Linked DNA regions of Homo sapiens: all the other regions are linked to region 2. The links are chromatin contacts, found by Hi-C or POLR2A ChIA-PET in ENCODE. All regions are on one chromosome and are shown on one strand. Each heading gives the region's core, a stretch centred on a gene start or an enhancer-like site at or near the end of the contact. The rest is flanking DNA. Distances are from core to core; before and after follow the strand shown. Region 1 has its middle 74 kb from the start of LINC00963. Region 2 has its middle 9.7 kb from the start of LINC02975. Region 3 holds the start of SH3GLB2 (SH3 domain containing GRB2 like, endophilin B2). Region 4 has its middle 29 kb from the start of LINC00963.

Region 1 (6,294 bases), core at 105-2,604, 140 kb after region 2:
TAAAACAAGAAGTGGGGGTAGTTGGTCTGGGTAATCTCCGAAGTCCTCCCAGATCTGGGGTTCTGCAACACTGGGTGTCTACTGTCATTTTGTCACAAACTTTGCCCAGGGCTCCGACTCTCGCATCAGCTAAACCCTCTGAACCCACCACCAGCTCTGCGTGGACGGTCAGCCTGTGGGGTGAGTGCTGGTGACTCGGCGTGGAGGGAGGTATAGGCCTGCCCGATGCCTGTCCGTATCTCAGGGCTGGGAACCTCTGTCTTACACTCCACAAGCGCTGGGGTGGGATGGGGTGGGAGTGGGGTGGGGTGGGGGTGGGGGTGGGGTGGGGATGGAGGATGCTCTTTCTTCTTGGAACCAGTGACTTTGGTTCACACATTCAGGGAGGGCTGTGCAGCTGAGAGCGGCTGGTGCTGGGAAGAGAGCTGAAGATCACTTTATCTTGAAAGGGCAAAGGTCTCCGTGACCAAAGGCTAACCGCATGTCCTTGGAAGAGAAAAAGAAAAAGAAAACATGAAACAGGCTAAAGGGGTCTCTGAAAGTTGTTTCCAAAACCTGGGTTGTTCACTAGGAGTTGCTTGTAAGTGTAAACACTTTTTTATTTTTATTTTTTGAGATGGAGTCTTGCTCTGTTGCCCAGGATGGAGTGCAGTGGCATGATCTTGGCTCACTGCAACCTCTACCTCCCAGGTTCAAGTGATTCTCATGCCTCAGCCTCCCTAGTAGCGGGGATTACAGGCGTGCACCACCACGCCTAATTTTTGTATTTTTAGTAGAGACTGGGTTTTGCCATGTTGACTAGGCTGGTTTCAAACTCCTGGCCTCAAGTGATCCTCCTGCCTCGGCCTCCCGAAGTGCTGGGATTACAGGCGGGCCGTGCCCGGCCAACATTTGTTTTTCTGAACCCATGGTATGGTGTGCACTGCAGAGGCTTTTTCCTCTGGCTTCCCTGTCCAGAGCAGCAACTGTATGCATTTGAGCTGATAATGTCCAAGAGTGGGGAGCTGAGTTAGGAACAGAATCACAAACTTTAATTAGCAGGATGACATTAACATCCCAGCAGGGGCTTGGGGGCGTCCTTCAGGCCCATCTGATCCCGGTGGACACCTCCCCACAGGACCCGCAATCTTGGGACACTGGAAGCCAGGCGCCCTTTGAGGGTGGAGGGAGGCCACCCACCTCCCCATGTGGCCAGAAATTGCATGCCCCGGCAGCCTGCCCTGGCTTGGTTCAGCAGGGCCCAGAATGTTCTGGTCTTTATCTGGTTTAGTTTTAAGTGCTTCCAACGGCAGCAGGGCTGTTCCACCACAGTCCCCAGGAAATTGGTCCGTGTAGGACGGAGCCTTCCCGAGAATGAAGTCATCTGTTCCTTTTTTATTTTTTGTTGCCTTTCTCCTTCAACGCGAGTCACCGGGCCTCTGCAGTCCCTCCCCGCGCCAACGCGCCCCGCCGCGGGGCCCGGACGGGGTGGCGGGGGAAGGGGCGAGGAGCAGGGCCCCGGGGTGCGCGGCCGCCCGACGCCCCCTGCTCTCGCCCTGCCCCCCGCCCCGGCCCCCGCCCGCCGCGGCCTGAAGGTGAGCTCCCGGGGGGCCGCCCGAGCTCCGGCGCGGCCCGCTCGGCAAACAATAACAGTAAATAACGCTCCCTTGTCAACGTAATAAAAACGGAAACGGTTACAATGTTTTTTAATAAGCGTCCCCCATCAATCTCCCTCCCCCTCGTCCCGGGCCGTGGGCACCGGGGAGGAGGGGGAAGGGTGGGGGGCACCGGGGCGCGCTGCTTGGGGGACCCGGGGTGCAGGAGGAGGACGCCCGGGGGAAGAGGGGAAAACACAGCAAGTGAGAGACGAGGGGGCGCGAGCGGCCGGGGTCACGCGCGCCAGCCGAGCCGGGAAGCGGCCGCGGTGAGTAACACCGTTGCCATGGCGACGTGGCCACGAGGAACAGGAAGCGGCAGAAATAGCAGCCACCGCGGCCCGCGCCGCCCGGCCCCTCCCCCCAGCCCGTTGCCACGGAGACCGGGCCAGAGCGAGGCTGCGCGGGCGGCCGCGGCCGCCTGCGCCCCAACCCGCGCATGCGCAGCGGGGCCTGGCCCACGAGGGCGTCGCGGGTGTGTCCCGTCGCCGCGCCGGGGCCACCTGGACCCCCAGACCTGCCCCTGCCGCCCGCTTAGGTGGTGGTTCGGGGGCCGGGGGAAGGAAAAGCCAAATCGTTCCTTGTTTGCCTTTGGAAAGCCGCCCTGCCATTGTTCCGGGCGGATTCCTTGGTTTCCAGGCGCTGTAGGCCAGGAGAGGAGGGGGCAGGAACCCCGGCCCAGCGGTCCCAGACGTTTTCGAAGCGACAGACCCTGGGCCCAGCGCGGGGACGCGGAGGGGACACGGGCTAGCAGCCCTGCCCTCCGGAGCTCAGGCCCAGTCCGGGCTTCCCAGGCCCCGGGGCTGCCCTCCCGGAGCCCGACCTCCCCTGGGGGTGGGGGTGCTGCCCCGGGGCCCCCTTCCTGGGTTTCCTGGTCCTTTTGTTCACGTATCCCCCTCCCCGGATTGAACCAGCAAAGAGCACAAAGCAGAAAATACATCCTTGCCGCCCGCAGGCTCCCTCATCCCGCAGAAAACTCTGAAACAGTCCACACCCGTCCCAAAGTTGAGAGAAACCTGGACGTTTCATAAACAAAACCCGCCCTCCAGCAGCGTGTTTATGTGGAGGCGGCCTCGCGTGTCTGAGGCTGGGGTGTGTGTGCTCGTGTGTGTGTGTACGTGCGCCGGGGACACGCGATCATCTCTCAGGTGTTTGTGGAGAATTTTTTTTCTCTCCAGATTTTGTTTGGTTTGTTTTTAATAAGGGTCAGAGGTCTGGGCTTCTGTGGGGAAGGGGCAAAGGTCATCTCGGATGGCCAGGCTGGGAGGTCCTAGGGGGAGGGGTCGCGGGGCCTGGGCTGCCGGGCGAGGCGGGAGCCGGTGGGAGTCAGCGGGGACAGGCTCCGCGAGCTGCTCCTGGGGTATGGCCCCAGAGAGGACCCGAGCCAGGACTGGGATCTCTCTCCCCTGAGCAGGGCAGCTGTCACTTCCCCGGCCCCTGTCCTGGCCACACTGGCCAAGAGAGAAGGCAAGCGGAGTGGCCCCGGTCTCTGGGGCTTTCTGCATTGGAAAGGGGAGGCTTTTGTTTTTTGTACAAGGCGGACTTCAACTTTCAGCGAGCAGGCTGACCAGATGGGAATGTAGACAGGGTGTGCGGGGAAGGGGGACCGCATGCTTCAAACCTCCTTCCTGCCACCATCGCCTAGCAGCCTGAGCCCCCACTGCGGCCCTGTGCTGGCTGAAGGGAGGGAGGGGCTAGGGCTGATGTTTCTTCTTCCCTCCTTCCCCCACCCCCCTTTTCCAGATGTGAGAAAGGAACCCCGCCCTGCAGGGGAAACTTGTCTGGTGTCCAGAAGACTTAGGATCCACGGTGGAGGTCTGGGTGCCATATTGCCGTCTCTCCTTGAAGGAGAAGATGAACACATAGGGAGAAGGCGCCTGGGAGCTGTCGCTACAGTCTAGAGAAGCCCCACCTTGGCCCAGCAGTAGCCTGTGCTGAGAACCGGGATTCCAGGACCAGACAGTCCTGGCGGTGGATCCCGGCTCTGCCGAAGCCACAGCTTGTGTATCTGGACAACAGGGATAGCGCAGTGCCCGTGTCACAGGTGGTGATGGCTCCTGGAGGTGGTGCACACAAGCTCGTGGCATGGCATCTGGTGCACAGTAGGTGCTAGAACATAGAAGCTGTCATTGGAGCTGGTGTGACCCAGGATGGCCACCTTGGGTCTCTGACACTCTGGGGCTGGCTGTGTCCCAAGGCAGGTTCATCTTTGGTCCAGCCTCCAGGAAAGGAGCACTGGACTGGGGTCAGGAGAAGCCGAGGCCAGGGGTTCTGCCACCAACCCATTGTGTAATCCGAGGCAAGTCCCTGAGCTGCTTTGAGCCTCAGTCTTCCCATCTGGCAAATGGGGATAATAATCACAACCACCATTGATTGTGAACTTACTCAGTGCCAGGTACTCCACCGAGGTCTGTACATTTCCTTATCTAATTCTGCCCTCAAAACAACCAAGTGAGGTAAAGACCACGATGATCCCACTTTCACAGATGAAGGGGCAGAGCCTCAGAGAGGTGAAGTCACTTGCTGGGGACACAGCTGGAAGATGGTGCAGTCGCTGTCACACACCCCTGAGAGCGAGTGTCCAGCTGCTGCTCCTGTCTCTGTTGTTCCCCTGCCCTTCCTGCTCACCCCCTGTACTTTTCGGTGGCTCCGGCCACAGCCCTCCCTTTGTATTTGAACCCTTGGATCCAGCCATTCTGGAATCTTCTGAGTCTGGTGCAGATCCAGCCCCCTCAGTGGGAGACATCCTCAGGGGTAGATGGTGGCTTGAAGAAAGCCAGGTGGGCCCCACATGGTCCCCACAGTCAACCCGGCGGCTCACAGCTGATCGGCCATCCACCGTGTCTCCCCCTGCCATTTACACCGAAGGGTTGGGGTTCCTAACACACCCGGGTGGACGCGTGGCCTCCAGATGGTGCAGTTAATCCCGCTGGAAGCCGTAAATCAGCGAGATTGTCCCAGCTTCCCCTCCCCTCCTCCGTGCTGTCACCTCCAGAAGCTGGTGGGAGAAGCACCCCTCCAGCCCCGCCCTCCCGCCCCGGCCTTTGTTCCTGCTCAGTAGCCGGCAGGACGTGGCCCAGTCACGGTCTCCACGGCCCACGTTTGAATCTCAGCCCTGTCACTGCCTGGCACGGTGGCTTTGGCCAAGCACTTCATCTCCTGTTATCCTCAGTTTCCTCATCCATGAAATAGGGTGGGTCACAGCACCTGCCTGGTCCTAAAGATGGGGGCTGCTGTGTGTGAGCGCTCCACCCTGGACCTGGCTCCCGGGGGGTCCTCGGATATGCTGCTGGTTATAACAAGTTCTTACTCTGGGCTAGGTGTTGTAATGCTTTAGCTCAGTGAATCCTCAAACAAGCACATTATGACCCTTTTATAGGTGGGGAAGCTCCCACTCCGAGAAGGGAAGTAAGTTGCCCAAGGCCACACAGCCAATTAGCAGAACTGGGATTAAATCAGGCAGGCCTGTGCAGCTCTAAAGACCTCGCTGTAACCCTAGGTTCCTGGCCCTCCCTACTGAGGCCCTCTGAGGCTCTCTACCAAACCAGCATCTGCAGTGACAGCATCGTTAGCCCTGCCTGGAGCCGTTGGGTTAATAGGTCCTTAATAAAGCCAGCAGAGGCGTCTGCAGCTTCGCAGGGCAGGGGCCGAGGGGCCAGGTGCAGCAGATGTGTCCTAATGAAAATATCGGGGGGGGGGGAGGGGGAGGGGACCATGGGGTGAGCCGCCTGCTCACGTCTCCAGCTTCCTGACCTCTGTGGCTGAGTCACTGGAGGCCTCCAGGTGCAGGGGACAATCAATTCCATCACTCATTCCATCTATGCTGGCTTGCTTCCTTTCATCCATTCACCCATCATCCATCCATCCATCCTTCCATTCCATCCATCCTCTCCCAGTGACTCATCCTCCCTCCCTGGCTTCCATGCATCCATCCATCCATGAATCCACTCACCCATTCCCTCCTTCCCTTCCTCCTTTCCTTCTCTCCTTCCTTCTGCCCATCTGTCCACCCAGTGTTTACTGAGCACCCGTCTTGAGCCAAGCCTTATGTGACGTGCCCAGGTTCCTCCCTCTGAGGGACTCACATTCTCAAAAGGATGCAAAACAACTAAGCCCAAGTGCACAGGGCACTAGGAGAGGAGAGGGCGTCTCGGGGGCTCTGACACTGGGCTCTGCACACCTTCCTCAGCCAAGCTCGCCAGGTGACCTTGGGCAGATCACACTCCCTGGAGGCCACTCTCTTCTACCTGTTCAAAAAAGGGTGTCCTCGTCCATTCGGCTGCTATGACCTTAGACTGGGTTATTTATAAACAAGTTTATAGTTCACATTTCTGGAGGTTGAGAAGTCCAAGATCAAGGTGCCTGCAGATTTGGTGTCTGATGAGGGCCCTTTCCTCACAGATGGTGCCTTATAGCCTTGTCCTCACATGGTGGAAGGGGCGAGCAGGCTCCCCAGGCCTCTTGCCTAAAAGCATAGATACCATTCATGAGGATGGAGCCCTCATTACCTAATCACCTCCCAGAAACCTCATCTCTTAATACACATTGCAGATAATGGTGTTGTTTGTTTTTGTTTGTTTGTTTTTGAGACAGGGTCTCCCTCTGTCACCCAGGCTGGAATGCAGTGGTGTGATCTTGCCTCACTACAGCCTCCGCCTCC
Region 2 (6,177 bases), core at 20-2,519:
CTCCATTGCTCAGGCTGAAGTGCAGTGGTGCAATCTCGGCTCACTGCAACCTCCACCTCCCTGGCTCAGGTGATCCTCCCACCTCCACCTACCAAGTAGCTGGGACTACAGGCGCCTGCCACCATGCCCAACTAATTTTTGTATTTATTTATTTATTTTTGAGATGGAGTTTCGCTCTCGTTGCCCAGGCTGCAGTGCAAATGGCGCGATCTTGGCTCACTGCAATCTCCGCCTCCCAGGTTCAAGTGATTCTCCTGCCTCAGCCTCCCGAGTAGCTGGGATTACAGGCATGCGCCACCACGCCTGGCTAATTTTGTATTTTTAGTAGAGACAGGGTTTCTCCATGTTGGTCAGGTTGGTCTCAAATTTCCAACATCAGGTGATCCGCCCACCTCGGCCTCCCAAATTGCTGGGATTATAGGCATGAGCCACTGCGCCTGGCCTAATTTTTGTATTTTTAGTAGAGATGGGGTCTCACCATGTTGGCCAGGCTGGTCTTGAACTCTTGGCCTCAAGTGTTCCGACTGCCTCAGCCTCCCAAATTGCTGGGATTAGAGCCATGAGCCACCATGCTGGGCCCATATCATGAAACCACTTTTGACAGCATAATTTTAATGGTGGCACAGAGTCCGTTATCATTATTTATTTACCCAGTCCCGTGTGGATATGTAGGTTGCTTCTGACATTTGCGTTTGTATGTCATGCTCCAGTGAACATCCTGGTGATCAACTGGGTGGCCCCATCTGCAGATGCACTTGTGAAACCTACCTTGGTTTCCTGCCTGAGCCTCTCCTGTATCGGTGCTTAAAAGGGTGCCCTAACTCTGCAGAAACTATCAGTAGAAATGAGTGTAGGGGGCCAGGCGCGATGGCTCACGCCTGCAATCTCAGCACTTTGGGAAGCCAAGGTTGGTGGATCACTTGAGGTCAGGAGTTCGAGACCAGCCTGGCCAATATGGTGAAACCCCGCCTCGAATAAAAATACAAAAATTAGCTGGGCTTGATGGCGCGAGCCTGTAATCCCAGCTGCTTGGGAGGCTGAGGCAGGAGAATCACCTGAACCTGGGAGGCAGAGGTTGCAATGAGCTGAGATTGCACCATTGTACTCCAGCCTGGGTAACAGAGTGAGACTCTGTGTCAAAACAAAAAAACAGAAGAGTGTAGGGGGTGAAATGTACGTTCTTGGGCTAAGTTGTGTGAAAAGCCTGGATTTTCCAGATCTGATCTCCTTTTGCCCTGTGCCCCCTTTCCTGCTGATGTCTTGGCAGTGGGGAGAGGAGGGGTGACAAAACCGAAAGTCTCTCTTTTTTTTTTTTTGTAAAGTCGTCTCTTACAGGAAAATATGTGGTCCTTTCAAAGCCCTATCCCTTGTAAGGGTGGTTTCTCTGCACTCGGGGGGGTCTCCCTCCTGTTTCCTTTTGAAGATGGTGTCTGGCTGTGTGGAGAAGCTTGCATGGGCCAGGACAGGAGTCTCTTGCCCTACTTGCCATCACTGGACCTGCTCAGGAGGGGCGGGTCTGGTCTGCCCTGGTCTCCGGGAACCGCATCCACGTTCTCTGAGGCTGACTGGACTTCGCTTTGCCCTGAAAACTTCCAATTCACAGTCAATCTTCTTCCCATATGTTGTTTTTTTCTGTGGCTGCTCTAATAAAGTCCCACAAACCCGGTGGTTGAAAACCACAGAAATGTGTTCTCTCACAGTCCCAGAGGCCAGAAGTCTGAAATCAATGTGTGGGCAGTGCCGTGCCTCCTCTGAAACCTCTAGGGGAAGGTCCTTTCTTGCCTTTCCGGCTTTAGCCCCAGACTTACAAATGCATCTCTCCACTCTCTGCCTCCAATGTCACATGGCATTTTCCTCTTCTTCTAAGAACACCACTCATATTGGATTAGGCCCCACCTAATGACCTCTTCTTAATTATATCTGCAAGGACCTTTATTTCCAAATAAGGTCACATTCACAGGTACTGGGGGTTAGGGCCGCAGCATATCTTTTTTGGGGACACACTTCAACCCATAAGACCATCCCATTCAGTTCCTGGGCTTCCTCCACTCAGCTGCAGGGGTTGGGGGTCTCTGTGAGACTGTCCTCAGCCCCTCTGCCTGGGGACTGGGGACCCTCAGTCATTTCCATCTGCTGCAGCCTGGCCACACTGGGTGCAATGTCAGGCCTAAGGTGAGCCTCGCAGACCCCTTAGGATGCATCCTGGGGACATAGGCACCAGCTCTGATGTCCTCGGATCCCCCAAACCTATCTGAATCTTTCTACTGCCCCCAGACGCCTCACGCCTGACTTTCAGCCTCCCTTCCCCTCCTCCTGCCCTGAAAGGGGCTTCCAGTCCCCGCTGCTGTCTAGCAGGGACTCTCCTTTTGTCACAGTCCCCTTCTTCCCTAGTCAGGGATGCAGATGGTATCCACACGGCTCTTCATGGGACCAAACGCTTCATGGTTTAAGTTTTATGGTAGGGAGATGCTGGGGAGAGAGAAAATGTACTGAATTAGCAACAGGGGAGACACAGCAGGAAACATTTCCACAATTCTATGCCTGTTGAAATGATTTTGATGTTGAGCCCTATTTGCCTTGACCTTTTTTCTTGTTTTTTTTTTGAGATGAAGTCTTGCTCTGTTGCCCAGGCTGGAGTGCAGTGGTGTGATCTCAGTTCACTGCAACCTCCACCTCCCGGGTTCAAGCAATTCTCCTGCCTCAGCCTCCTGAGTAGCTGGGATTACAGGCATGCACCGCCACGTCATGCTAATGTTTGTATTTTTAGTAGAGACTGGGTTTCACCATGTTGGCCAGGCTGTTCTTGAACTCCTGACTTCAGTGATCCGCCCATCTTGGCCTCCCAAAGTGCTGGGATTACAGGGGTGAGCCACTGCGCCTGACCTTGCCTTGACATTTGAAAGGCTAAACAAGGCAAACCCTGGCCTTATTTCCTCCCCCAGCCCAGTTACCCGCTCAGCCAGCCCAGCCATGCTTCCCAGTCAGTCTCCCACTGCTCCTGGCCTCTTCTGGCCCCTTGGCACACGTTCTCATTTTCTGGAACACTCTTCCCCTACCCCCTTCCCTGGGCAACTCCTCCTCATGCTTTGGGTCCCAGCTTGTACAATACTTCATCGGAGAAGTTGCCCCCCATGCCCCAGACACATGACCCCCACCATGGGCTGCGTGTTTTATATTTGTGACCCTCAGCGGACCACAAGCTCCATGAGGGGAGGGGCCATGTCATTTCCTTCACCTCTGCTGTTCCTACTACTGGCACTTGTAGTGAGGTAGGGTGGGACTGGACTCTGGAGGCAGACCTTGGACACTGGACCAAATTGACCTTGGACACTGGACTAGCTAAAGCAAGCCTGGGGTGGAAGCACCTCTTCATAAGGCTGCCCACCAGTGTGCCATGCCAGTTTACCATTGGCATGGCAACACCCAGAAGTGACTGCCCTTTCCATGGCAACAGCCCAATGATCTGGAAGTTACCACCCTTTTCCTAGAAATTTCTACATGAACTGTCCCTTAATTTGCATATAATTAAAAGTGGGTATCACTATGAGTGCAGAATTGGATCTGAGCTGCCACTCTGGGCACACAGCCTGCGGGGGAGCCCTGCTCTGCAGGGAGCAGTTCCTCCGCTGGGCTAGGCATGGCCACTTTAATACAAGCTGTTGTCTAACACCACCAGCTCACCCTTACATACTTTCCTGGGTGAAGCCAAGAACCCTCCTGGGTTAAGCCCCAGTTTTGGGGCTCATCTGCCCCGCATCAGTAGGAACCCACCAAGTGTGGGAAGAGGGAATGGAAGCCAGCGGAAGTGATGCCATCATTTTGTATGATGTTTACTCCGTGAAAGTGCCGACATGCAGCTGTTGTCAACCTACAAACATGGCAACTGCTTATGATCAAAGCCCTCCTCAAGCCCCCACTTTTGGTAGACCCCCATCACTTGGTGATGGTCAGCTCGTCTGCTGGGGAGGGGAGGCTGCAAATGGTCTGTCATTTACCGGGCATTTCCTTTCTCCTCTCGAGTTGACAACCGACCCTTTCAGGCTCAGCCGGTTCTACCTTGAGTGAGAGCGTGAGTGTGCGATGAAGTAGCTCCCATGGTTTAGCTAGCTGCTCTCCATGCCCTCCCTCCACACCCTGCTGAGTTCGCTTCATGCATCTTGTCTTAGAGCAGCTTGGAGACTGACCACTATTTGAGCCAGTGTACAGCAGCAGTGAAGAGCAATGGATTTGGTATCAAACAGCCCCCAGCATGGGGCCTGGCACACAGTAGGTGTTCAATAAATGCTGATGGAATTATGAAAAACAAATTGGGATTTGTGTCACAGCTCTGCTACTTATTGGCTTTGAGACCCTGGGCAAGTGACACATGCTCTCTGAGCTCAGCTCCTCCCGTGGTATCTGGAGACCCCCGAGGTCAGCCTCACCCAGACACCTTCCCAGCTTCATCTCTGACTGCACTCGTGTGCTTCAGCCAGACACACCACTTGCTGTTTCTGTTCCAACCTCATCCGTCTTCCAGGCTCCTTGCTCCTTTCAGGCCGGCCCTTGCACCTGGACCGATTTTTACCAAACGAGGTGATGTGTGTCAAAGCACATTGGCGATGGATGGCTACTATCAAACAAACAGAAAATAGTAAGTGTTGATGAGGATGTGGAGAAATTGGAGCTCTCGGGCATTGCTGGTGGGAATGAAAATGGTGCAGCCGCCGTGGAAAACAGCATGGCAGTTCCTCAAAAAAAGTAAAAATAGAATTACCATATGATCTAGCATTTCCACTTCTGGGTATATACTCAGAAGAATTGAAAGCAGGGTCTCAAAGAGAGATCTGTGCACCCATCGTCATAGCAGCATTATTCGCAATAGCCAAAAGGTGGAAGCATCGATGGGCGAATGGATACGCAAAATGTGGTGTAGACACGCAAGGGACTCGGATTCAGCCTTAAAGAGGAAGGAGGTTCTGACACACATTGCAGTGTGGATGAACCTTGAGGATATTATGCTAGTGAAATAAGCCAGCCCCAAAAAGTTAAATGCTGTATGATTCCACTTACACAAAATACTTAGAGTCGTCATAATCATAGAGACAGAGAGTGTTGCCAGGGGCTGGAGGGAGCGGGTAACGGGAATGAGCGTTTACTGGGGACAGAATCTCATACTATAAAGATGAAAACTTTCTAGAGATGAAGGTGGTGATGCTTGCACAACCACGTGCGTGTACGATGCCACTGGACTGAACATGTAAAATGCTTGCAATGGTAAACTATGTGTTATGTGTATTTTACAAGCAAAAAAAGAAAACTTTGGTAATTGCCTGTGCCAGAAGCCACCATGCCCTGGCTTAGCGGGACAGAGGAGCCAGCCCCTGGGAACAGACTCCTACCCTTGAGAAAAGGCTAAGACCACTGTGGTGGGCTCTCCCCAGGCTCCCCTTGCTCTAGCCTGGCCTTGCCTCTCGGTTCCCTGAATCAATCAATCTTTCTTTCTTTCTTTTTCTTTCTTTCCTTCTTTCTCTCTCGCTCTTTCTTTCCTTCCTTCCTTTCTCTTTCTTTCCTTCCTTCCTTCCTTTATCTTTCTTTCTTCCTTTCCTTTCTTTCTTTCCTTCTCTCTCTCTTTCTTTCCTTCCTTCCTTTCTCTTTCTTTCTTTCTCTTTCTTTCTTTCCTTCCTTCCTTCTTCTTTCTTTCTTTCTTTCTTTCTTTCTTTCTTTCTTTCTTTCTTTCGGTCTCGCTCTGTCACTCAGGCTGGAGTGCAGGGGCACAATCACAGCACACTGCCACCTTGACTTCCTGGGCTCAAGCAAACCTCCCACCTCAGCCTCCTAAGCAGCTGGGACCACAGGCACATGCCACCATGCCCAGCTAATTTTTGTATTTTTTGTAAGGACGAGGTCTCACTATGTTGCCCAGGCTGGTCTCAAACTCCTGAGCTCAAGTGATCCTCTAGTCTCGGCCTCCCAAAGTGCTGAGATTACAGGTGGGAGCCCCTACATCTGTTCTGAAATCTTCTTCGCCCTTCCCCCCACCCCCTTGTCAGCCCCTACGTCAACAGCCACGTCCATGATACACCCTGGGTCCTGACTTGGTCAGTAACACCCTCCCATCTGCCATTTCCGCCTGAAGCATCCCATCTTGGAGCACTGCCTCTTGTCTTTCCACACATTCCCTCTGCAACCTTAACT
Region 3 (6,050 bases), core at 2,758-5,257, 240 kb before region 2:
GGCCAAGGCAGGCGGATCACGAGGTCAGGAGATCGAGACCATCCTGGCTAGCAAGGTGAAACCCCTTCTCTACTAAAAATACAAAAAATTAGCCGGGTGTGGTGGCGGGCACGTGTAGACCCAGTAACTCGGGAGGCTGAGGCAGGAGAATGGCATGAACCTGGGAGGCGGAGCTTGCAATGAGCATCGCCCCACTGCACTCCAGCCTGGGCCACAGAGTGCGACTCAGTCTCAAAAAAAAAAAAAAAAATTAGCTGGGCGTGGTGGCACCCACCTGTAGTCCCAGCTACTCAAGGGGCTGAGGTGGGAGCCCAGGAGGCGGAGGTTGCAATGAGCCAATATCATGTCACTGCACTCCAGCCTGGGTGACAGACCAAGAACCTGCCTTAAAAAAAGAAAGACTTTGGGAGGCCGAGGTGGGCGGATCACGAGGTCAGGAGATCAAGACCATCCTGGCTAACACGGTGAAACCCCATCTCTACTAAAAATACAAAAAATTAGCCAAGCGTGGTGGCAGGCGCCTGTAATCCCAGCTACTCGGGAGGCTGAGCCAGGAGAATGGCATCAACCTGGGAGGTGGAGCTTGCAGTGAGCCGAGATCACGCCACTGCACTCCAGCCTGGGTGACAGAGCGAGACTCCATCTCAAAAAAAAAAAAAGACAGCAAGGAAGCCAGGCATGGTGGCTCACGCCTGTAATCCCAGCACTTTGGGAGGCCAAGGCAGGTGAATCACGTGAGGTCAGGAGTTCGAGACCAGCCTGGCTAACATAGTAAAACCCCATCTCTACTAAAAATACAAGAATTAGCATGACGTGGTGGTGGGCGCCTGTAATCCCACCTACTCGGGAGGCTGAGGCAGGAGAATTGCTTGAACCGGGGAGGCGGAGGCTGCAGTGAGCTGAGACTGCGCCAGCCTGCGTGACAGAGTGACTCCGTCTCAAAAAAAAAAAAAAAAAGGCCAGGCATGGTGGCTCATACCTGTAATATCAGCACTTTGGGAGGCCGAGGCAGGAGGATCACTTGAGCCCAGGAGTTTGAGACCAGCCTGGCCAACGTGGTGAAACCCTGTCTCTACTAAGTACAAAAAAAAAATTAGCCAGGAGTGGTGGCAGGTGCCTATAATCCCAGTTACTCGGGAGGCTGAGGCAGAAGAATCACTTGAACCTGAAAGGTGGAGGTTGCAGTGAGCCGAGATTGTGCCACTGCACTCCAGCCTCGGCGACAGGATGAGACTCTGTCTCAAAAAAAAAAAAGGAAGGAAAGAAGAAAGGAGAGAGGGACTAAGGGAGGAAGGAAGGAAGGCAGGCAGGCAGGCAGGCAGGCAGGCAGGCCTCCCTCACATCCCTCCTCAGCTCTCAGGAGCTACCCTGATGGTACCAAGGGCATCACCCTAAATGTGCACCTCAACACCTCCCCTCCTTACCAAGGTTCAGAGCAGCACTCCCCACCCCGCCCTCCCTTACAGGCCACATCTGCCCAGGTGAGAAGTTCTACCAGGCTTTCCCAAACTAGACGGCATCCATCCCATGTCCACTGCAGTCTGCCTAGCTCCATGATGACGATGCCACCACCTCTCTGGACTTTATAAGTATTACTTCTACCACTACTATTACTGTTACTGCAATTACTACTAATAGTATTAGTACTATCACTCCTCCTGCCCTCTCCCACCCCCACTGGCATCTTGTCCAAATCTGCCTTAGGTTTTCTTGCCTCGGTGCCCTTATCTGGGCTGCTCCTGCCACTTGGACCAACATCATGAGCCCCTCCCTACTTTCTGAGCACAGTTCAGGGGCCCTCCATGCAGGAGACCATCCCAGAATGACCCATACAAAAGGGATCCTGCCCTCTGGATCCTCATCTCAGGGCCAAGGCCTTGTTCCTTGCTGGATCGGGGAGGCTCTTAAAGTTGTTTCTTGTACCTGCAGGGACTGGGAGGTTCCTGAGCCCATCACATGTATTGATCATAAAGAACCCCTCTCCCATCCCTCCTGACTGTCTCCCATCCAGGCCAGCTTGGTCTCAGGCGGAGCCCCTCTGTGGCCTCTCCTGCCAGGTCACATTTCAGGCCTCTCTATCCCCTGGCCTGCCACTCTGCCCCAATCCTGCCAAGAGGAAGGGGTTTGGTGCTGGAGTCCGAGGCTGCTCCCGGGAAAATGGCAGCAGTGGGGTGGGCGTGCAGAGCAGAGAAAGCCTCTATTTATAAAGCTCTCAGCTCCCTCCCTCCCACCCCGAGGCTGGGGCCTGACTGCTGGCTCCCACTCCAGTAACAGTGACCCTGTGGGGCAGCTCCCACCAAGCGGAGCCACACCTAGGCCCTGCCCTGCCTAGGTCCTGAGAGCCCTGGCCAGGTCAGGCAGCAGGGCCCCAGCCCTAGCAGGGAACTGGCAGATCAGGTTCTTCCCAGATGTGGGAGATAGTGTGGTTGCCATACCAACAGCAGAGTGGGTTCCCCCCTCCCAGATGGACTGGGGCCGTCCAATCCGAGGGGCTCTGGGATCCTGGCATCTCCACTAGGGCTGGGGCTGCCCACCAGACTTGGAACACATTAAGCAGTGAATTCTCGCTGGGATGCTAATCCTCAGCGGGACACAGCACCTTCTAGTAAACATGACTACATGGGTTGCTGGCTGGGTGTGGGCTCCTGGGGAGGGGAGTGCCCGGGTTGGGGGTGGGGAGAGAACTGTACTCAACAGAAACAACAACGATGACAACGACAACGACAAAGACAAGACTACAGGACCTGCTCCCAGAACCCTGGGATGGGCCAGCCCCGGGCCTGCGGAATCCCACTGAATCCCATAACCACGGTGTTACACCAGATTTACAGAAGGGGAGGGCGGGGCTCTGAGAGAAGTGACTTGTCCAAGGTCACATGCTGCACAGGTGCAATATTAACCACTTTGACACCAATAATGAGCTTGCCTTTGGTGAGCACACATATGCAGAGTCCCACAGAATCCTCGCATCTGTCCTGGGAGGCAGGAATACTGATCCCATTTTTCAGACTGAGAAACTGAGGCCCAGTGAGATGAAGGCCCCTCCCCCAAGGTCACAGGAGGGCACATTCCCACCCACACCTGACCCTAGGTCTTCCCATGATGTTGAGTTGCCTGTTACTCTCTGCCCCTAAACGGATAGGACTTCTTCCAATCTCAGCATCGTGGGCCTGGACAGCTTCCCAGCCAGACCCCAGCCCTCTCTCCATCCCCCAGGCCCAGGGACCAAGGAAACAGACCTCCCGTGGAGCAGAAAAGAAACAACTCCTGGCTTCCGGCCTGACTATCCAAACGTGTGAAATGGCCATGAGGGACTCATGGCACCAGCCGCCCATTGCACAGGTGCGGAGACTGAGGCTCGGAGAAGGGGTTGTGGTGGACGCATGAGTCCCTGGGCCTGGGACCCAGGTCGCTAAATGCCCCGCCAGGCGCCAGTCACTGCTGGACAAGGGCAGGGAGGTAGCACCCAGCCGGTGCCTCCTCCCCTCCTCAGCCAGGCAGGCGCCAGGGGAGCAGGGTAACCCAACCAGCCCAAAGGGTGGGCACCGGTGCCTCGCCCCAGGCAGCAGGGCCAAGGCCCGGCTCGGGCCGCACGGGCTCTTTCCCTCTTCCGGTCAGCAAGGGCTCAGGGGGGCAGAGGTGTGCCGCGGCGGGGACGAGGGCAGCAGCCCGGGAGGGCTTTCCCGCGTCCCCAGGCGTCTGCCGCAGGGTGCTCCCCGCCCGCCGCACATCCGGGCCCCCGGCGCACGGCGCGACGCCAGGCCTCACCTGCACCGCCCGGGTGAAGAAGATGCCCGCGTCCGACGCCAGCTTCTTCATGTTGAAGTCCATGGCGTGCCCGCACGGCCGCCGCGCACGGCCCGAGCGCAGCCGGCAGCCCCCGGCCCAGCCGCCGCCGCCAACCGCACCCCGCCCACCTGCTGCGGGGCACCAGCCCTCCGCGCACCCGCCTGCCGGCCTGCCCGCCTGCCCGCCCGCCGCAGCCGCCGAGCCAGCCCGAGCGCGCAGGGCGGGGCGCGGAGGCCGCGGGTCGGAGCCAGAGGGGCGGGGGCGGAGCTGGCGGTGCCGGGGCGGGACGGGACGGCAGTGGGGCGGAGCTAGAGGGGCGGGGGCCGGGCTGGTTGGCGGAAGCCGGGCGGAGTCGGAGGGGGCGGGACTGGCGGGACAGGGGCGGAGCGAGAGGGCAGTGGGGCGGAGCTACATGGGTGGGGGCGAGGCCTTGGCGCGGCCAGAGCGGGGGTTGGTCTGGGGAGCAGGTTGTGCTGGGCAGGGCTCGCTGCTGGGCAGTGCTCGCTGCTGCCCCCATGCGCCTGCCGCCGCGGATTGGGCCGGCCTCTTTTTTTCCTTTTACTAAAATTATTAAAACTGGAACACATGTGCTCTTAGATGATTGCAGGTACACGCCATAATTACATATTATTTGCCATCTTACCAATGCTTTTCAAAAGTTTTAATTGATAAATATATATTTACGGCCTACAAGGTGATGAAATTGTGGAATGATGAAATCAAGTTAATTGACATATCCATCACCTCACCTACTTTTTTTGTGGTTAGAACATTTCAAATGTACTCTTTTAGCAATTTTGAAATATGCAATACTTTTTTTTTTTTTTTGTAGACAGAGTCTTGCTCTGTCGCCCAGGCTGGAGTGCAGTGGCGCGATCTCGGCTCACTGCAGCCTCCACCTGCCGGGCTCAAGCGATTCTCCTGCTTCATTCAGCCTCCCGAGTAGCTGGGACTACAGGCGCCCACCAACATGCCCCGCTAATTTTTTGTACTTTAGGAGAGACAAGGTTTTGCCATGTTGCCCAGGGTGGTCTTGAACTCCTGATCTCAGGCAATCTGCCTGCCTCAGTCTCCCAAAGTCACTAAGTGACTGAGTAGTCACCAATATGTGCAACAGATCTCTAAAATGGGCCTCTCTTGCTTTCTCCTCCCACCACCCAGGCCTGCTGCCTCTCCCCTGTTTGTGCCTCTTCATCTCCGCTCTTTATTCACACCCCCTCCCTCCCATTCCCATTTCTTCCACTCTGTTTCCCTTGGGTTTCCTCCCGTTACTCCTCCTCTCTGACCTCTCCTCCTCTCTTCTGCCCTGACCTTGGTGACTGAGCCGGAGTCAGGCTTGGGACTTGCCCTCCACCGCTGGAACAGCTGTTTGTCAGCCTGGGAGGCCCTGTGGCTTCCCCAAATTGGAGGAGGGTTGGGGTGGCGGTCACGGGAAGGGAGGGGGTTCTGGAGCTGGGGCCTGGAGCCCCCTGTGTGGTGAGAGGAGGAGATCAAAGGTTGGGTGACTGTCAGGGTGGAGAGAATGAGCTGCCCTGGGAGCACAGATGTGTGATAACCTTGAAACCAGCTCCTCACAGCCCCAGGCAAGGAGATGACCTACAGGTGCTCCTGACCCCAAATGCCTTCCCTTGGGGCTCAGATAGAGGCTTTGTACTGGTCTTCACCTCTCCTTGCTGTCTACCTCTAGGTTTCCTCTTTTTTTTTTTTTTTCTTTTTGAGATGGAGTCTCGCTCTTTCACCCAGGCTGGAATGCAGTGGCACCATCTCAGCTCACTGCAGCCACCGCCTCCCGGGGTCTAAGCGATTCTCCTGCCTCACCCTCCACAGTAGCTGGGATTACAGGCATGTGCCACCACGCCCGGCTGATTTTTGTATTTTTAGTAGAGACGGGGTTTCACCATGTTGGTCAGGCTGGTCTTGAACTCCTGACCTCGTGATCCACCTGCCTCCGCCTCCCAAAGTGCTGGGATTACAGGTGTGAGCCACCACGCCCGGCCTAGGTTTCACCTTTGAACCCAGTGGAGAGCTCTGTTCCCAAGCTGTACCCTCTTCTATCTGGCTTTGTTCATCTTTCTATACTTACCCCAGTTTCTGTCACCTATCCCAGCATGGCTCTGCAGGGTGAGCCTCAAGTCACCTGGGGGCTTGTTCAAAATCCAGACCCTGTTCCCTCTCCCAGCCCTGGTTCTGGGTCAACAAGTCAATGGCTCTAACATTAAATCACCTGGGAGCTTTCAAAACTCCACCTACCTGGGCCATCC
Region 4 (6,028 bases), core at 1,714-4,213, 190 kb after region 2:
GGGCTGAAATACCCAGGTGGAGAAGTGAGTGACTCCGGAAAGGAAGGAAAGAAAAGAACCCAGAGTCTAATTCCCACCCAAGTGGAGGTGAGGCGGGAAGAAGGGGGGCTTGACCCTCTTACGTGGGAGTTGCAGCCTTGGTGGGACCTGTCAGAACTGGTGTGCTAAGCCAGGGGTGGGAGTCAGTGACTTCCACAGGGACAGTATCAGCAGTCAGCTCACAGAAGCATATGTTTCAGAACCAAAAGGTGTAGGAGCAAGGCTCAGAATAAAAATAAAATGAATGGATGGTGGGCAGTGGTAGGTGGATGGATGGAAACATGCGTGGATTGAGAATGGGTGAATGGGTGATGGTTGGCTGGATGGATGGATGATGGATGGGTGGGTGAATGGAGGGTGGATGGCTGTATGAGTGGGTGGTGAGTGGATGAGTGTGTGGAAGGGTGAGTGCATAGATAGGTGGATGGATGGGTAGATGGATGGATGGATGAGTAGATGGGTGGATGGATGGATGGACGGATGGATGGATGAGTGGAGGGATATGGGTGGGTGGTGAGTAGATGAATGTGTGGATGGGTGGGTACATAGACAGATGGTTGAATGGATGGATGGTGGATGAATGATGGATGGGTGGGTGGTGTGAGTGGATGCATGTCTGGATGGATGGGTGCATAGATAGGTGAATGGATGGGTGGATATGTGGATGGATGAGTGGATGGATGGATGGATGGATAGATGGGTGAGTGGAGGGTGGATGACTATATGGGTGGGTGGTGAGTGGATGAATGTGTGGATGGGTAGGTATATGAATGGATGGATGGATGGATGAGTAGATGGGTGGATGGATGGATGGATGGGTGAGTGGATGGATGGGTGGATGAATGGATGAGTAGATGGATGGATGGATGAGTGGGAGGGTATATGGATGGACGGATGGATGGATGGATGGATGAGTGGAGGGTGGATGACTATATGGGTGGGTGGTGAGTGGATGAATGTATGGATGAGTGGGTATATGGATGGGTGGATGGATGGATGAGTAGATGGGTGCGTGGATGGATGGATGAGTGGACGGAGGGGTGGATGAATGGATGAGTAGATGGGTGGATGGTTGGATGGATAGATGGATGGATGGATGGATGATGGATGAGTGGATGGATGTGTAGATGGGAAGATGGATTGGTGAGTGAGGTCTTGGATAGTTGGGTGGTGAGTGGATAAGTGAACGGACGGGTGGATAGAAGGGTGGGTGGATGGATGGATCAGCAGATGGATCAGCAGATGAGTGGGTGGAGGGGCAGATACATGGATGGGAGGATGGGCGGATAAATAAGTAGGCAGGTGGAGGTAGCACTGGCATACAGCAAAGAGCACACTGTTTGAGACTCAGAATTCTATTCATAGCAAAATCCGACATGGAAAACATCCACACTCCTGAATCTGGAAAAATCTGGCTGATACAAGTCGGGTTGAGACCATCTCTAAGGTCAAGGAAAAGTGGATTCTGATCCTAGTTCTCATGCTTGGTTCTGTGAGATCTGAGGCAAGTCACCACATCTCCCTAAGCCTCATTTTTTTCTATCTGAAAACGGATATAATAGCAGCATTCACCTTCCAGGATAGCCAGGACATCCTATGATAAAACGCATGTGGGTCTGGCGTGGTGGCTCATGCCTATAATCCCAATACTTTGGGAGGCCATAGCAGGAGGATCACTTGAACCCAAGAGTTTGAGACCAGCCTGGGCAACATAGGAAGACCCTATCTCTACAAAAAATTAAAAACAAAACAAAACAAAACAAAAGTCCCAGCTACTCGGGAGGCTGAGGTGGGAGGGTTGTGTAAACCTGCGAGGTTGAGGCTGCAGTGAGCCGTGATCATGCCACTGCACTCCAGCCTGGGTGACAGAGCCCGACCCTGTTTCAAAACAAAACAAAACAAAAACCACATGTGAGGCCCAGAGCAGGGCTTTGCGGGTGCTCAGGGAGGCAGAGTGGCTCTTGCTATCACCTCGATCCCTTGATCCAAACCACTCCTGCTTGTACAAACAAGTGTCACTTGTCCAAAAGCCTGGGTGCACAAAGGTTTCCCACAAAGGGAAGCTTCCAGAGAGTCAAGAACCCTGGGGAACAGGCAGGCTCACAGCCACGGCTGCTGCCTCCAGTGCGGTCGTTCTGTGGCCTGAGAGCGTCACGTGCTCCTCATCCTGGACCATCAGGGGCTGGCGCACCCATCAACAGCTGGGTGACCCTGGACCAGTGGCTTCACGCCCCTGGTCTTGGTGTCCTCACCTGTGAAACACGGGCCTGAGAGTTACCGAGGAGCTATGCAGTTTGTCTCCATATCACCATCTGGCTTGCCCCTAAGCCCCCTTTCGCCCCCTACCCCCACAGGGGCGAGGTCAGCACCCTCTGCAGCTGGAGCTTTGAATGTGGAAGCCTGGGGGAGGTTCTGGGGCTGACATGGGTGCTGAGCTGGGATGAAAGCACAGAACGCCTGGGGGGAGCCCCTCTCCCTCTCCCAGACTTTGCTCCCAACCCGTCCTGAGCTCCCCTGCTGGAGCCTCGAGGCAGGCCGAACTTTGCAGCCCTGTCTGCCCACGGTCCCTCCTGCTGTGACTCCCTGCAGCCTGCATTTCATAGTCAGTAGTGGGGGTGGGGGATCCTTGCTGTGGGCTGGAGAAGTCATGGGGCCCTCCTCACAGTGGAGCCTTAAGAGATTGCCCCTATAGCCCCTGCCCCCGGGGGACCCCGGATGCTTCGCTGATCCAAGGGGCACCCACAGAGTCCATGGAAGATTAGGCAGCCCCAGTGACGAGGTTGTTGGATCTGTGCCACTCAGACCTGAGCTCGGGAGAGGTGCCCGTGCAGAGGGGGTAGGATGGAGGTGCCCCAGGGGCAGCAACAACAGAAGGTCCCAGCTCCCTCCAGCCCTGGGCTACTTCCTCTCCTTCCCCAACGGCTGCAGACTCTGGTTAAAATGGCACCTCCGCCATCTGTCGTCCCTCCCCCACCCCGTGGGCACGGCTGTGACGGGGGGCTGGCTGGCCTCGTAAACAGGCGGCTGGCGGGTCCCCAGGGCCGGCGGGTGATAGGGCTTGTGCTGGCACCGAGGCCCAGCCAAGAGCTGGAGCCGGAGAGGCCCCAGGGCGGCCGAGCTGGGGGGGGTAGGCAGGATACCAGGTAGCAGGAAGGTTTCCGCGCCTGAGGGGGCCTGGGTGGTGCCCCAGCTACCTGGCCGCTCCGGGACCTGTGGGGCCCCTTCTCCTAAGTATGCCCACCCCATCCCCAGCATCTCCAGTCCCGGCCCTCTCACATTCGCCTCACCGCGCTTCTGCTGCGCTTAGAGAATCTTAAATCAACACTGGGGTGTGAGAAGCTCCATGGAGCCCCCTAACTCCCCCGCCACTGCAGCGTACACCATGCCGTGGGGATCCTTGCTTTACAACCAGGGAAACTGAGGCCAGAGATCAGGGAGGTGGGAAGGCTGGGCGTGGACCAGAACTTTCCTCCACCTGGTTGCCAGCTAGTGGCGGTTGTGGGGTGAGGGGCTGTCCCAGGGGCCAAGCTCGGGGCCCTGACACTGTAAACAAGCCTCCCAGCCTCAGTTTTTCCATCTGGGGAATGGTGGAATCAAGGCGGCTGCGGAGGCGGGAGGGCTGTCCTGTGAGCCAGAGAGCACTGGGGACCTGCCGTTCTCTCACAGTCCCCTCACCTCTCCACGAGGGAGGACTCGGGGGAGCATCCCGGGAGGGGCTAGGGGTGGGCGCCAGGGGTGCCTGGGAGGGAATCTGTCCGGGTCAGTTCCCTGGCTACCCCTCCCTCCCCCTACCACGGTGCTGCCGGCCGCCCCCTCCTCTCTCCCGCCTTCTGACTGCCAGCTCCTCCCCGCAAAGCCCTCAGACCCCAGCTGCAGGGATTTACAGCTTTGACCAGCAGCTCAGCCTCCCCCTGCTCCTCCTCCCTCCTCCCCCGCCTGCATCTCCCCCCTCCAGCCTCCCTCCCTCCTCCTCTCCATCTTTCCCCTCCATTCTCCTCCTCCCTCCTCCTCCCCCCTCTCTCCTCCCCTCCCTTCCTCCCTCCGCCCTCCCGCTCCCTCCCTCCCGCTCTCCGGGGGAAGAAAGGTCACCGTGCAGCTGATTACTCAGAGCTCAGTTGCTGTAGCAACCGGCGGGGGAAGTGGGACAGGCTGGCTTTGAGGACGCGCGAGGTCGGCCGCGGGCGGCTGGAGCCGGCGCGGGCCTCTGTGCGCCGCGAGAGGGAGGCCGCCTGCAGCCCGGCTGCTCGGCCGCCGCGGGCCCGGCTCCGGGGGTTCAGTTTTAATGAAGAATCCCTGCTCCCTTCTCGCGCCCCTCCCGCTTTCTGCCCACCTCCCTGGGGTCTGGAAGGAGAGGGTCGCCCCTCCCCGCTTTGGCTGCTAAACTCTCTGGCTCTCCCCCCGGCCGCTGCCTGGGTTCTGGTGGCTTCCTTCCTCCTCCTTGTCTGTCGGAGCTCAAGGGACAAGCCCTTTCCCTGGCGCGTGCCTGGTGAAACCCTCGCACCCTTCCCCACCCCCACAAGCCTTTGGCATGGCCTGGGAGACTCCGGGCATCTTCAACCCAGCCAGGGACAAGGGTCCGCGGAGGGTCTGGAGCCCCTCGTGGGCCTGGTGCCCACGGAGTGCCCACCCCTGCCCTCCAGGAGCCCCTGGGAAGGCAGCACTCTGTTCAAGGAGGAAGCCAGACCCAGCTACAAGGGAGGGACCCTCGGCTGATGCAAAGAGGCCGGAGCCCGCATCCCAGCACCGCCCCCGCCGGCTGTCTGCTGGTTCCTTCTCCAAGGCCTTCAGAGAGGATCCCTGAAGCTTGGCAGGGACAGACACAGGTTCTGGAGTGGGCTGGGCCTGAGTTCAAATCCCACACTCCAGTGGGACCCTCATCCACCGCTGATAGGAATGAGAAGTGGTTCGACTACTTTTGGAAAACATTTGGCACTTTTAAAAAAGTTGAACATACTCTTACCACGGATCTGACCATGGCACTCCGAGGCTTTTATCTCCAAGAAATGAAATCTCCACCGGCGCAGTGGCTCATGCCTGTAATCCCAGCACTTTGGGAGGCTGAGGCGGGCGGATCTCTTGAACCCAGGGGTCCAAGACCAGTCTAGGCAACATAGTGAGACCCTGTCTTTACAAAATATTTAAAGACTGGACGGGCGCGGTGGCTCATGCCTGTAATCCCAGCACTTTGGGAAGCCGAGACGGGCGGATCACGAGGTCAGGAAATCGAGACCATCCTGGCTAACACGGTGAAACCCCGTCTCTACTAAAAATACAAAAAATTAGCTGGGCATGGTGGTGGGTGCCTGTAGTCCCAGCTACTCTGGAGGCTGAGGCAGGAGAATGGCCTGAACCCGGGAGGTGGAGCTTGCAGTGAACAGAGATCATGCCACCGCACTCCAACCTGGGCGACAGAGCGAGAGTCTAAAAAAAAAAAACATATATGTATATATATATGCCGGGTGTGGTGGCTCACGGCTGTAACCTCAGCACTTTGGGAAGCCAAGGCAGGTGAATCACCTGAGGTCAGGAGTTCAAGACCAGCCTGGCCAACACGGTGAAACCCCATCTCTACAAAAAATACAAAAATTAGCCAGGCATGGTGGTGCATGCCTGTAATCCCAGCTACTTGGGAGGCAGAGACAGGAGAATCGCTTGAATCTGGGAGGCGGAGGTTGCAGTGAACCGAGATCATGCCACTGCACTCCAGCCTGGGCAGCAAGGGCGAAACTCCGTCTCAATTAAAAAAAAAAAAAAAAAGAATTAGCCAGGCATGGTGGTGCACACCTGTAGTCCCAGCTACTCAGGAGGCCGAGGTGAGAGGATCGCTTGAGCCAGGGAGGTTGAGGCCGCAGTGAGCCAAAATTACGCCACTGTACTCCAGCCTGGGCGACAGAGCGAGACCATGTCTCAAAAAAAAAAAAGAAAGAAAAGAAAAGAAAAGAAAAGAAAGAAAAAGAAAACAATGAAACTCACCTCCACACAGAGCCTT

Evidence for each region. Hi-C counts contacts between places; a loop is a spot of excess contacts on that map. ChIA-PET counts read pairs that join two places held with the same protein, here RNA polymerase II (POLR2A). Pooled maps may share reads with other maps.
Region 1: a loop to region 2 is called in a pooled map, with 14 times the contacts of the local background. The contact joins two enhancer-like sites. A Hi-C loop is called at or near these places in 23 of 37 single-sample maps with no recorded cell type and 5 of 50 pooled maps.
Region 3: a pooled map shows a loop between it and region 2 (21-fold over the local background). The contact joins the promoter of SH3GLB2 here to the enhancer-like site in region 2. A Hi-C loop is called at or near these places in 4 of 50 pooled maps. POLR2A ChIA-PET finds 5 or more read pairs at or near these places in 3 of 52 experiments (HCT116, HepG2 and WTC11).
Region 4: a map with no recorded cell type shows a loop between it and region 2 (9-fold over the local background). The contact joins two enhancer-like sites. A Hi-C loop is called at or near these places in 8 of 37 single-sample maps with no recorded cell type and 8 of 50 pooled maps. POLR2A ChIA-PET finds 5 or more read pairs at or near these places in 3 of 52 experiments (RWPE1, WTC11 and naive thymus-derived CD4-positive, alpha-beta T cell).

The regions. Positions count from the first base shown.
Region 1 is chr9:129,411,842-129,418,135 of GRCh38, forward strand. No RefSeq gene overlaps it. Among named protein-coding and RNA genes, the nearest start is that of LINC00963, 74 kb to the right of the region's middle. RefSeq lists silencers at 1,593-1,672, 1,693-1,862, 1,973-2,182, 2,323-2,462 and enhancers at 3,044-3,863, 4,457-4,956. Within about 2 kb of position 1,355, at least 41 of the 41 ENCODE cell types and tissues checked have a DNase peak (open chromatin) inside an H3K27ac peak, as active enhancers do.
Region 2 is chr9:129,269,614-129,275,790 of GRCh38, forward strand. No RefSeq gene overlaps it. Among named protein-coding and RNA genes, the nearest start is that of LINC02975, 9.7 kb to the right of the region's middle. Within about 2 kb of position 1,270, at least 6 of the 41 ENCODE cell types and tissues checked have a DNase peak (open chromatin) inside an H3K27ac peak, as active enhancers do.
Region 3 is chr9:129,024,324-129,030,373 of GRCh38, forward strand. SH3GLB2 (SH3 domain containing GRB2 like, endophilin B2) reads right to left here and starts at 4,008. Exons shown (of 11, transcript NM_020145.4): 1 at 3,769-4,008. The coding sequence starts at 3,831. RefSeq lists enhancers at 1,869-2,432, 2,433-2,996, 2,997-3,560, 4,245-4,984, 4,985-5,724 and silencers at 2,277-2,508, 3,391-3,900, 3,941-4,370.
Region 4 is chr9:129,456,353-129,462,380 of GRCh38, forward strand. No RefSeq gene overlaps it. Among named protein-coding and RNA genes, the nearest start is that of LINC00963, 29 kb to the right of the region's middle. RefSeq lists enhancers at 2,334-2,383, 2,760-3,281, 3,282-3,802, 3,934-4,557 and a silencer at 4,197-4,486. Within about 2 kb of position 2,964, at least 34 of the 41 ENCODE cell types and tissues checked have a DNase peak (open chromatin) inside an H3K27ac peak, as active enhancers do.